2 separate regions of the Homo sapiens genome follow, and region 1 is linked to region 2. A link is a contact called in ENCODE Hi-C or POLR2A ChIA-PET data. All regions are on one chromosome and are shown on one strand. Each heading gives the region's core, a stretch centred on a gene start or an enhancer-like site at or near the end of the contact. The rest is flanking DNA. Distances are from core to core; before and after follow the strand shown.

What was found. A loop is a pair of places that touch in the nucleus more often than their neighbours do. ChIA-PET counts read pairs that join two places held with the same protein, here RNA polymerase II (POLR2A). Pooled maps may share reads with other maps.
Region 1: a map of endothelial cell of umbilical vein shows a loop between it and region 2 (2.0-fold over the local background). The contact joins the enhancer-like site here to the promoter of CTB-49A3.2 in region 2. A Hi-C loop is called at or near these places in 2 of 168 maps with a recorded cell type or tissue (Caco-2 and endothelial cell of umbilical vein) and 2 of 50 pooled maps. POLR2A ChIA-PET finds 5 or more read pairs at or near these places in 10 of 52 experiments (AG04450, HEK293, K562 and 7 more).

What each region holds. Positions count from the first base shown.
Region 1 is chr5:133,242,459-133,248,464 of GRCh38, forward strand. The region is part of intron 7 of FSTL4 (follistatin like 4); the gene reads right to left. Among named protein-coding and RNA genes, the nearest start is that of FSTL4-AS1, 11 kb to the right of the region's middle. RefSeq lists enhancers at 1,349-1,870, 3,031-4,230. Within about 2 kb of position 3,198, at least 5 of the 41 ENCODE cell types and tissues checked have a DNase peak (open chromatin) inside an H3K27ac peak, as active enhancers do; they include Panc1, where a contact is called at or near this core.
Region 2 is chr5:133,205,582-133,212,417 of GRCh38, forward strand. CTB-49A3.2 (a long non-coding RNA gene) reads left to right here and starts at 2,306. Exons shown (of 3, transcript XR_007058938.1): 1 at 2,306-2,347; 2 at 2,684-2,761. It overlaps FSTL4 (follistatin like 4), which reads right to left. Exons shown (of 16, transcript NM_015082.2): 14 at 4,610-4,717.

The DNA.
Region 1 (6,006 bases), core at 1,948-4,447, 38 kb after region 2:
CTGTGGGACCCTGTACCTTGGAGATGGGGCCGGAAGTGGTCACTGAGTACAAGTCAAGCCCTGAGGCCAGGGCTTCCCCTAAGGCTTTCCCCTAAGAGGGGAAAGAGGACCTCGAAAGAGGCACTGAGAAAGCAAAGGCCAGAGGAGACACTTGGCAGGGCAGAGTCACCCCACAGGTTCCACAGGCTGGAGTACCATAGGCCCCGGCCCCCATATCTTGGAGATCTCTGGACACTACTCCCAATGGTTTGAGCACATTCAAAACTCTAAAGAACTGGATGTTCAGATGTTTTTGACACAAGCTACAGAGAATTGGCCAAAGCCTTTAAGTGCTTCAAATGTAGTGTTTTCTAAGATTTTAAAACAAAATGTACCCAAGCATTTAATGAGATTATTTTAATGCAGAGCCTACAACCACTGTCTATCGTGGTGCAAACAGCTCTCCATGCTAATCAAACGCCTCTCATCTTTTTACAATGAATTCATGACTGGTTCATATAAAGACAATAAAAATTAAATGAGTCATGAGCTCCTAAATCATTTTCTTTTGGTCTTTTTAATAACTCCCTTCCAAAGAAGAGCTAGCTGAGAGCATACGCTTCATTAGAATTATTTGTTCCTGGTTTTATACCATTTAGGTATGGGGAGAAAAGTGAACATTTTAACACATCCTTCAAACACTGCCACAAATACTTTCTTCTAATGGGTTTTGTTTTTTGCTTTTATCACCGTACTCTGCCTGCCGACATTAGAAAGCCCCAAATAGCGAGATTCAGTGAAAAAAAAACCCAAAACAAAAAAGAGTGGCTCTTTCAAGTCATTTGAAATATACTGAGTTTGTTGTAGGCCTTTTTGTTTTTTCTGTTTTTTTAAAAAAGAATACAATAGAAAAATGTTTTCTCTCCCTGAGAATATCCTGGCTAAACAATTCCACGTGCTGGTCTCAGAGCATGTTGCTTCCTTCCTTGCTGGGGCCAGAGGCCAGCAGCCAGTAAGAATAGGAGCTCCACACACAGGGACCCATATCCAATTTGATACATTCCACTGGGGCCTGGGAACTACAGACAGCCCCACAGCAAAGATTTGGAATTGCTGGGGGCTAGATATTATGTCCCACAAGCAAGAAACCCAGAGAGCTCTGGGCCAGGGCATGTAGGTGGCTGTAGGCCCATGGGCAAGTTCTCCACTCATCTGAATGAGTTAACCCCACGTGCCTCATGGGGCAGGGGTATGGGATGAGCTGATGCTTATGACCTCACAACCGGCACGGAGCCTGCACCGTGTATGAATGGTAACAACACTGGCAACAACACTTGTGATGGTTCAACCCAACAGCCATTACCTGTGACTTTTGAGATGCCCTGTCCCTGTTTCTGCCCGTTCCTGTCTCCTGGCCCTCAGGATCATAAAGGACAGTGAGGAAGACAGTTATGAGATGAAGGGTGGGTGACATTGTTGAGGCAGGATGTGCCGACTAGGTTTGGGGACAGTCACTTCACCCTCCGAGTGGCCGCTGTGCAGGCTGGGTGGTCAGAGAAGCAGAGGGCTGAGGCCCAGAATGGGTTTGCATGTTCTGTTTCTGCAGAAAGTGAGGCAGCACCCCATCCTTCCCAACCCCAATACCTAGAATGGGGGCCAGAGTAGGGAGGGAATGTGTGGATCTGCTTCTGAGATGGGTCTCACCCCAGCCCCCAAAGCCTGGACCTGAGTCCCCAGGAGACAGGGGCTACAGGGGAATCTCACCAGGGAATGGCCCCTTGTGGGGGCCCCACAGCAGGGGCTGGGGGCAAAGTCTCCCCTTCTACCAGACACAAGCACAGGCACACTCCTGGGGGCCGCCTGGCCCAGGCCCAGGTCATGCCGAGCACAGGGTGCTGCTGGTGGCCACGCCTCTGCTTAGCTTCTGAGGTGGGGGCAGTGGGCTGTGCCTCCTCAAGGACTGAGGTGAGTGGGGACACAGGGCCAGGTCAGAAGCACATCCAGACACACAGCTGCTTCAGTAACGAAACCCACAGTCAGCCAGGAAGTAAACAAATTACAGGCTGCACTTTGTTAGCTCTGGGGAACATGAACGTGAGCAGACACTACTGATTTCTCATCAAACAAACAGAAGGCGGCGTCATAATCCAGAGACCCACTGCCAGGAGGGGCTGCAGCATGTGCCCTGGGCTGCTGATCTGCTGGGGTGCACCTGTCTTTGGGGGCCTTACACCATTCGTCCATAATTCTAGCCTCTGCTCAGTGGTGGATTTGTTTTCCCTCTTACAAGCTGGGCTGGGTAAGGCTAAAGCCTCCTGCAAGGCAGTGGCTCAGGTGTCCTTAGGAGACATACCAGGTCCAGGCCCAGGCTGAACTTCCTGACAACCTTAAGAAGGCAAAGGCCAGGTACGGTGGCTCACACCTGTAGTCCCAGCACTTTGGGAGGTCGAGGCAGGAGGATCACTTGAGCTCAGGAGTTTGAGGCCAGCCTGGGCAACATAGCAACACCCCTCTCTACAAAAAAATAAAAAAATTAGCCAGGCATGGTGGTGCATGCCTGTGGTCCCAGCTACTCTGGAGGCTGTGATGGGAGGATCGCTTGAGCTCTGGAGGTCGAGGCTGCAGTGAGCCAAGATCATGCCACTGTGCTCCAGTCTGGGTGACAGAGAGAGACCCTACTGCCTAAAAAAAAAAAAAAAAAAAAGGCAAAGTGAAGACATCATGAACTGAACCACTGCCCCATCAGGGGAGCCTTGGGTGGAAGCCAGGGAGACCCTGGGGCACTGCTGCACTCCAGATGTGCCATTGGGGAAGTTAGAGAGGAGGAAGACTCAGAAAACATCAACAAGGCTCCCCTCACTTCTGGACCCTCTGTTATGTGAACTCCCTCTTGGATGCATGTTTAATCTTAGGCTGGAAAAGGCGCTCCAGACTCTTGCAGCACACACATCTGACCCTGTCACTCCCCCATCAAACATCTGCGCTTCCCCACTGCCCACAGGGCAATTGCTAAGACTCTTAATGTTAATATTCAAGGACCTTTATGTTCTAGCCCCAGTCTGTCCCTATACACTTCTTTCTCACTCGCTTATTCCTGTCTCCTGAAGCCCCAGTCAGAAGGGCTCCTTTCTCTTGCCCCCAGAACAGTTGTTAGTGGTTACTTCGCCTCCCTGGAGGCTGCGGACAGTGTCTTTGTTCTCTACTCTGGTACGGAGCTTGTGACTCTCAGGCACTTAGCAAGTGAGTCAACCCAAATGATGACTCCCCATGTACGCCACCTGGATGGGCCACACACGATTGGGTGACTCATAAGTGCTTCTGAGAGCAACATTACTCGCTGCAAAATCTGACTGGCTCCTTCTTACTTGGCTCCAGGCGAGAGGGGTACATTTACTTTCTGATCAAATATTATTCTGATGCTCAGGGCATGCTTGATGTTTGCAAGTCAGAAAAGTTTAATTACATGTGTCATTAGAATGGCATTCTGTAATAGCTCTGTGACTGAATTCATTAATAGAATTCTTAACAGATAAGACAAATTAATATTTTGTTGCTCACGAAAGCTTCTCATTAAGAGAGTAGTGAAAAAGTGGTTAATATTTTGTTGCCAATCAAGATGTCTCATACAAACGACAAAGAAAGGAGGCCCACGCTCCTTCGTGCTCTGTGATCTCCCCGCCTTGGGTTTTGAAGGCCGATCAGCTTGCCCCCGTGCAGCCGTGTTTGGGAGTCACCACTGATTACAATGCCGGTGATCGTATTTCATCTCCCACTGCCGTGGGGTGAACGTGGCCACTGAGACACCTCAGGCTGAGGGACTCTGGGAGCCTCATCAACCCCAGAATCTTTGCTGCATCAGTGTTGCACTCCTGGGCTGTTCTCCCCTAATTCTTGCTTCAAAAATGCAAGTGAATCCCGATGACCTGGCTTTAGCCCCCTTCAGCCTGATTTCTTCTAAGGTTTGCTTTCCACACCGTCCCAAGTGGGCCTACTGCTTATGAGCACCTCTTGTGTGCCAGGCACTGAGCTGGGTCCTTGGTACACTTCAGCCTGAAAATGCCCATGTAAGGAGCACATCATGCTTTTTCTCCACAGGCTCAGAGAAGTCCAACAGCTCACCCGAAGCTGCTCTGGATTTGCTGGAGGCAGAGAAGCAGTGCCTCCCTCCCTGCGTGAGTCAAGGCTGACGTGGACAGTGAGACCTCCGTCCCCACTGCGAGCAGCGGGGGGCATGCCAAGGTCCTATCTGCCTGACTAGGGAGCCTCACCCAGCTGTTGCTGGCTGCTTGGTGGGGACTCAGGCTGCAAGCTGCTGAGAATATTATTTAGCAGCAGCAGGAATAATAATACAATAATAATATTAATGATAGTAACAATAGTAATGATGACAGTGATAATAGCATTTATAGAACACCATACGTGAAGAGCCTTACATGCATATTGTCATTTAGTCCTTACTGGAACCCTATGAGGCTGGTACCATTATTTATCCCCATTTCACAGAAGGGAAAACTGGAGCTTAGAGCAGTCAAGGTTACTAGACTAGTAACTTTCCAAGGTTCTAGTTAGTAAGTGGCAGACCCCAGGCTCATGCCCTTCCCTAGGAAGCTGTGCCGCCTCCTTCCCTCAGGTAGGGGAGGTGTGCGTGTGTTTTGTGTGTTTGTACACATCGGGCTTGGACCCCTGCGGGGCTGGTGCTGCCCTGCTCCCTCGTGTAGGGGGTTCTGAGAAGCACTGGGCCCTGCCTATTTGCGGGCTACTGACTCAACCACGAGCAGCAAGTGTTTCCTGGGAGATAATGAGGGGCCATTCATCTCTGGTTGCACCCACAATTACCCAAATTGCTAACCTTATTGTGAAAAGTAGAAATGCAATTGAGTTGGTGCTGGAGGCATGTTTGAGGGAGAGGAAGACCACTCAAAGTAATTTAATTAACTGATGGCAAGTACATTAAGTGGAGTTTTGCCTCTGCTTTTATTTCTGATGTCTTTCAGTGGAGCGCCAAGTAATGCACATGAAATGCTCCCACAGACACAGGTGGAGCTGTCCCAGTACTGATCAATCTTTCCTGGCCAAACATGTTTAAAAGCTGGCACTGCACCTTGTGAGCAGGTACAGTAGAGGACATCACACTCACAAACATGCACCCCAACACAGTCCAGTCTTTACAGATAGGACACTGCTCTTTCTTGCTAAGTTCTCAGACAAGCCCTGGCCATCGCAGGCCCAGAAAATGAAGGGTTCTGCCCATCCAGCATCTGTCCAGCAAGCACCCACCAGGATTGTGCTGCATTGACATTCAAAATTGTATAGGATACTGGCTATGTTCACCATGGTGGGAAATCACAAGAAAACAATCCTGTCCAGTGTGACAAGGCTAGGGGAAGGGCACTCCTTGGCAGCTCTGCCCAGGGTAGAACCTCCAGAGTGGCCCCCTCTTTCCATCTGCTTCCCCCATGACCCCCAGGGTGTAGCTGAAGGGGCCTAGAGAGTAGGAGAGGACTAACTTTGGTGGTTCCTGCAGCATTTCATGCTGGGTCTCTCTCCCCACAAGTCTCAGAGTTGGAAGGGACCTCCAAGGTCACTGGGTTTAGCTGCCCTCTTGTGGCTAGCAGCATTGCTGACCACAGTCCCTGCCTGAGCTTGCATATGCCCCTTGGGATAAGGAGCTCAGCGCCTCCTGTGGCGGCTCTGTCTCCATGGTGGGGCAGGTTTGATGGCTGGAATGGGGTTCCATCTAAGGAGCCCAAATTGATCTCCTTTTGAGGTGCACCTTGTGCTAGTCCAACTCAGGGGGTCACACAGCCCAGGTCAGCTCCCTTTGCCCCAGCCCCTACCCCACCACCTTCGAGATGTTAGCAGGAACTGACCATTCATCCCATGGGTCTTTCTTTTCTGGGCAAGCATCCCACTGTGGACCAGCTGTCCTGTCCTGAGCCAACAAGGCTAAGGCTGCCCTCTCTTCTGCATGAAAATTATATTCCAGTTACTGTAACCTAAGACCCGTCAGCTGTCCTGGCAGCTCAC
Region 2 (6,836 bases), core at 1,056-3,555:
AAAATCATAAGCCATGTGGTTTCAATGCGCTTTAATTTGAATTCAATTAAAAAGAATTTAACAAGTCAGCTTTTCCCAAACAAAACTTTATATTCTATTTTCTTTAGGAGCTCAGTGAATCTAAACATTAAGTTTCAATATAAAATCTTTAGAAACACCGTAAAACTATGTAAACAGTGGTAGTTTGCATCTCTTTGTTTGTAATCAATCACTGAGCCCATGAAATTCAAAGCCAGACAAATCCTTGTACTACTAAGGGTCATAAGCCAGAATGTCTTAAAAAATATCCTCAAAGCTTTGGAATCCAGTAAGAATTAGGAAATGAGTCGGAGTCAGACACCCCGAGCACAAACTAGCGCAACCCCACAAAACATGTTTGAGTTTTCATCCTGGACTCTATTTTTAATAGTATGTTAGAATTAAAAACAGAATTCTGCCTCTGTATTTATAAGTGAGATTAGTCTACAGTTTTATTTTTTATACTATTTTAAATCAGGTTTTATAATCACAATAACACTGGCTATTTAAAACAAACTGTGCATTTTCACCCTATAGTCTTGGGATAGTTCAAGTAAAATTATCTATATTTTGAGGACTTGACAAAACTCAGCTGTACATTTTTCTATGGTAGATTTTTCTTTAAAAAATCCATGGTAATTGCTCTAGCTCAAGTTTCTCTTTTCATAAGTCAGTCAGTTAATTTTTTTAAAACATTTTGCAAGCATTCACTCATTTCCTCTAGGTTCTAAAATTTGTTGCCTCAGAGTTGCAATGTAGTGTTATTTATTTTTTGAGATAAAATCTCATTCTGTCACCCAGGCTGGAATGCAGTGACACGATCTCGGCTCACTGCAACCTCCACCTCCACCTCCTGGGTTCAAGCGATTCTCCTGCCTCAGCCTCCTGAGTCGCTGGGATTACAGATGTGCACCACCACACCCAGCTAATTTTTGTATTTTTAGTAGAGACAGGGTTTCACCATGTTGGCCAGGATGGTCTTGAACTCCTGACCTCAGGTGATTCATCCACCTCGGCCTCCCAAAGTGCTGGGATTATAGGCATGAACCACTGCGCCTGGCCTATTTTTCAAGTCTTTTCATCCTCCTGTATCTGGAATAAAATTCCCTTTCTCATTCCTCATTTTGTCTATTTTTGTTTGCTTTTTTCTTTATTGGGGTTGTGAAGGATTCATCTTTTTTGTTTTGCTTTCTATTAATTTTAGTCTCTATTCTTTCTTGCAAGTTTTGTTCTCTTTCAATTTCTTAAATACTTCCTTTTCAGGCTTTTAAGACCCAAGAATTCCTTGGTACAGCTTTCTCTGTATCCTGTAAATTTTGATATGAAATAATTAATAGTCTCTTTTTCTTTGCTTTTGAGACCATTGGTAGTTTTCCTTTTAATTTCCTCTTTGATCCAATAGATATATCCAGGAATGTTTTCTTAATTATCAGAAAATATAGCCTACAACATCTACTTTTACAAAAATTTAAAGTTTCTTTAGTGATATACTTTTTTATATGGAGACATACTAAAAAATTCTATTTGACTGATGAAAGGCTTTCTATGTTTTTATTAAACCAAACTTCTTGTTTATATTCAATTTTCCTGTCATCTTGTCTCTTCGTATATTTTAAATCAAGCTCTTCTATGTTAATCACTCTTGTTTTACGTATTCGTTACGTTGTTTGTTTGATATAGATCAGCTGTTCAGCACCTACTGTCTCTCAACATGCTTAGTGCTCTTAACCCTAAATTCCACATTGCCTGACGCTACCATGCATGCATGCTTTTTTGTTCACCTGTCATCACTATTCTCACCCCTTTAAGGGCAACCTTTTATTATCACTTTATGTGTGTTTCTTGGAAAAAAGTTATTGCTAGTTTTTAAACCCAGTCTGCTCATCTCTGCTTTTAATTGGGGAATTCAGTCATATTTGATACGAGATATTCACTTCTCAACTACCAATTTCAAACAACATTCTCTGTATCCTCTCTTATCCCAATAAAATGAGGTTTAAAGTGAAGTTTTGAGTATTTTTACTCCCCCTTTCTGCATACTCCCTACTTTTGTTTATTTTTTGAAACAGGGTCTCACTCTGTCACCCAGGCTGGAGTGCAGTGGCATGATCTCGGCTCACTGCAGCCTCCACCTTCTAGGCTCAAGTGATTGATTCTCCTGTCTCAGCCTATCAAGTAGCTAGGACTACAGGTGCGTCAGCACACCTGGCTAATTTTTTTATTTTATTTTTTGTAGAGATGCGGTTTTCCTAGGTTGCTCCTGCTGGTCTCCGACTCCTGAGCTCAAGTAATCCTCCTGCCTCAGCCTCCCAAAGTGCTAGGATTGCAGGTAAGAGCCACTGCACCTGGCTCCTACTCTTTTTACTGAAACAATTTATCTTTAGTTACAGCTTGGTATCAGAATTTCTTTCATTGTCTCTCTCCTCATTCAAATGTCCTCACCTGGCACTTATTGTACATTTCTAGATAGCCTCTCCTCATCCATTTTACTTTTAATTTTAGATCTTCCTCTCCTGGTTCATTACTTGCCACTATCTCTGTCCACCTTGATGTCTCTAATCTGGCTCATCTGATGTTTGTCTAGTATCTTTCCTTAGGTGTGGCCCATGAGTGATGGGCTCCCTGAGTTCCTGCGTACCCGTATATCTTTCTTTTGTCCTGACAGGTAAATGATGTCTTGCTTGGGAATAGAACCCTTGGAGCGTGTAGATGGGATACCACGGTCTTCCAGCTCCTATTGCAGGTGAGAAGTCCACTGTCAATTTGATTAGTTTTTCTTAAAACTTGGAGTGCTGGAACTTTATCACTAGTGAAGAGATGTGTCATTTCTCATCAGTTTAGCCTGGACTTGTAGATTCCTTTTAATCTACAGGATTAAGTTTCTTCAACTTGAATATTTTATTGGAAACTTATTTAATGTTTGACTCCGTTCTAATAGTTATCTTTTCTTTCTAAACTTCTGTTCTTCCCACTTCACGGCTCAACCTCTTCATGGGTTTGCTCTGTGATTTGAGAGAGCTTTTCTTGTTCTTTATCTTTCAGACTACTATTTTGGGTCTCAGTAGAAACCATGCATTTTTCTTTTTTTGTTTTTTGAGACAGAGTCTTGCTCTGCTGCCCAGGCTGGAGTGCAGTGGTTCCATCGTGGCTCACTACAACCTCTGCCTCCAGGGTTCAGGCGATTCTCCTTGCTCCTGAGTAGCTGGGACTACAGCTGTGCACCATCACGTCTGGCTAAGTTTGGTATTTTTAGTAGAGACGGGGTTTCACTATGTTGGCCAGGCTGGTTTCAAATGCCTGACCTCAGGTGATCTGCCCACCTTGGCCTCCCAAAGTGCTGGGATTACAGGCGTGAGCCACTGTGCCTGTTCACATTTTTCATCTATTGCAGTTTTAAACTGGGAAATCTTTTTTGTTCTTTTTCTAGTGGCCCCTCCTCTTGAATTTTCTGAAGTGCTTTCTTATTTTTTGTTGGTATTTCTGGCAGCTGTATTTCTTTGGGCTGGTACTCTGTTCTGAGTGGCCTTTATTGTGGTGTCCAGGCTCTCTGATAGGTTATTACTATTTTTTGTCACCTCACTGGACCCAAGAATGGTTGGTGGCTTCCCCAGTGTGACAGTGGCCTCAGAGTATAGAAACTGAAGTTGTGAGTGATGCAGAGGTGCAGGTAGGTGGTCAGTCCCTAGAAGGAAGCTTCTCCAGACCCTGGTCTTTCTGCCCTCTTGCCAGTCTTGGTTCCAGAGGGTTCTACAGGGGAGTTAGCTCCATTTGCAGCCCTTCTCACCTTGGGTTCTGAGAGAGAGAGAGAGAGACCCTAATCTCCAGAGGCATCCATTATATGTAATGAATTAACTTTTCTCCTGTGCACCCAGAATGGTTCTTTGCACCATCTTTGGGAGAATTGAGAAAATGGGCATTCAAATCACTTTACAGGGCTCATTCCTCTTATGGATCCCTGATGGGCAAGGCTGGGCAGGGCATACTCAAATTGCTCAAGTCAGGGTTGCTATTGACCTTTCTTGGCTGATGGGGGAAGGGATCCCACGGATCTCTGGAGCCCAAGCTCTACCCAAGGGAGTGCTAGATGTTTGGGCTCCAGAGCCACACTGTCTAGGGTGGACTATAGGCAAATTATGGAAATTTTCTGTAACCTAGCACACTGTAAGCACTTGGTAAGTGGGCTTTTGTTTACAGATATAATTGCTGCTGCTTCTCCTTCTTCATTGGCTAACATCTGCTGCTTGCTTTGACACTATTCTTCAGCCTCCCTTCTGGACCCCAGAGCCTCATTCTGTTGGGACCCAGGAGCTATTGGCTCAAGAGAGGCAGGATTGTGGGGCTGGATGGGGATTGGGTGCCACATTCTGATTGTTGTGATGTCAGAATCCTATTCATCATCATTATTGCTGTCATCAATTGCCTGTGAGGGGCATTGGCCTGAGGCTGTTTCCTACTCTCTCCTTGAGCCTTTATGGATATATTTTGGATAAATGTAATTAGCTACCCGGGGAAGCAGGAGATACTTATTTTATAGGGAGAGAGTTCTTCTCTCAGTGGAGTGTGGGTATCAGCCTCCATGTGCTCAACATACCTGGAGACTTGGTCGGGACTTGTGCACGTCCCCCCAGCTCAGGACCCACACTTGGTCATGTGACTTGTCATAGGACAGCTTAGCCGGCAGAGGGTCCACACCTATGGACTTGAAAAAAAATAGTGACATGTTGTGAAAGCTGACATGATGGTCATTTCTGGGCGTTGTATGCATGGGCATCACTCCTGGGCGAGGGGAAAGCCAGTCTAGAAGCCTTGCCAATGGTTCCATTTGGGAACCCAGGGCAGAAGCTTCCCCTCTGTCTTTTTTCTCAGAGGCATTATTATTATTATTATTATTATTATTATTATTAATTTTTGAGACGGAGTCTTGCTCTTGTTGCCCAGGCTGGAGTGCAATGATGTGATCTCGGCTCACTGCAACCTCCGCCTCCCAGGCTCAAGAGATTCTCCTGCCTCAGCCTCCCGAGTAGCTGGGATTACAGGCATACACACCACGCCCTGCTAACTTTGTATTTTTAGTAGAGATGGGATTTCTCCATGTCGGTCAGGCTGGTCTCAAACTCCCGACCTCAGGTGATCCGCCCACCTCAGCCTCCCAAAGTGCTGGGATTACAGGTGTGAGCCACTGTGCCCGGCCCAGAGGCATAAAATTAGTGGTCAATAATGTTCCTTATTTTCCTGCATGTTACTTAAAGGGACCTAGACCAACATGGCAAAAGTCTGAACACAGAGGCTAAGTTTTTCACTCAGGAACCAGCTCCAGGGTTCCTTCGTTCTTCCTGAAAGTCTTGGACCCTCAGCATCCTTCCCTAGACTACTCTGTGGCCTAGATTCTGGTGAGTTGGTCCTTCCTCCTAGGTCATCTGAGGTGGACTTTGAGATCATCCATTATCACCCCTCTCTATCTATCTTTGTTCTACTCTGGGCAGTTTCTATCTTGCACAGCCTTTGACTGGCGCCTCTGGGTCTCAGACTATGGCATCAGCAGACGTGCTCTTTTTTAACTGCAGTACTGCTATCCCCTGATGATATAGCTTCTCCTATGGCCCTGTCAAATGAAAGCTGTTTTCTACTTCTTATAGATTACAAGCTCAAAAACTCTGTTCTATAATGCTCATGCCACTAGACTATGGCCCCCTGCTCTTCTTCTTGTCACTGGTCAACATTCTAGTCCTCCCTTTGCTGTCTTCCTCTCTACTACTCACTTGGTCACTAAGTTTGGTGCCTTCAATCCACATGGAAGAGTCATCCAAAGCCCTCCTTTTCTTAGTTCCTTCTTGGTTTCAATGATCTTTTCCTCCTCCCCACCTCAGCCACCTTATACTTTGTTTTATTTCACCCACTCATATTCTAGTATTCTAGTCTCTCCGATGAGGGGGAGAAAAACTGCATCATCTCTGCCTCCACTGGTCAAAACTTTTCTAAAGAAGTAAGCATTTCTCCTTAACTCACTTTCACCAAGTTTCTGAATTCGTGCCGAATTCAGAGACCATTCTGTAATCCTATTTGACATTTCAGTAAGATTCCACATGATTAAACCCTTACATACCCTTCCTTACCTCACGTGGCCTCCCGCCTCCCTGGCTTCTCCTCTTCATTCTGACTTCATCTTTGACTGTCTTCTCTCTTTCACTGGAATGCCATGGCTTCTAATAACCCTCTATACTCTGATGACTCTAGAATTCATTCATCTGTTGATGATCTCAACCTAACGTATAGAGAATTGAACTCTTGATTTTTCCCACCCTGCTGAAATATATCTCTTCTCCACTCATCACCATCTTTGAAGTCTCCCTTTACTCTCTTGCTTTAATTACTCTCTTGCTTTAATTAAAAACTCTTGTCCCCTGAGCCTTAAGTAGAGGCTGCTTTTTATTTTCTAGACTTTACATACCCCGAGGCCTTTGTAGCCTCCAGCTACCTGTATTTGTTCCTGCCAGTTTCTCTTCATTCACCAAAGGCTTTAGCACCTGACACTGTCTTCCTCTACTGAGAGCTTCCTAACCCATCAGTAATGATACCATCTTGACAACACATTCTCCTCCAGCTATCCTGTTAAACTTCCCTCAAGTTTGGACTTTAGCTGTTCTCTCTCCTTTCTGCTTAACCTTCTCCCATTGGATTTCATACTCTTATTCTAAGGTGGTATGGAGCAGGAGTCCAGAGAACTTAAGCCAAAAATCATTTAAATTGAGGACAGAATTTTTCACAGTCTCAATGTGCTGAGCAGCAAGGCTATGGCAGCCAAGAGATCTGATCCTGGC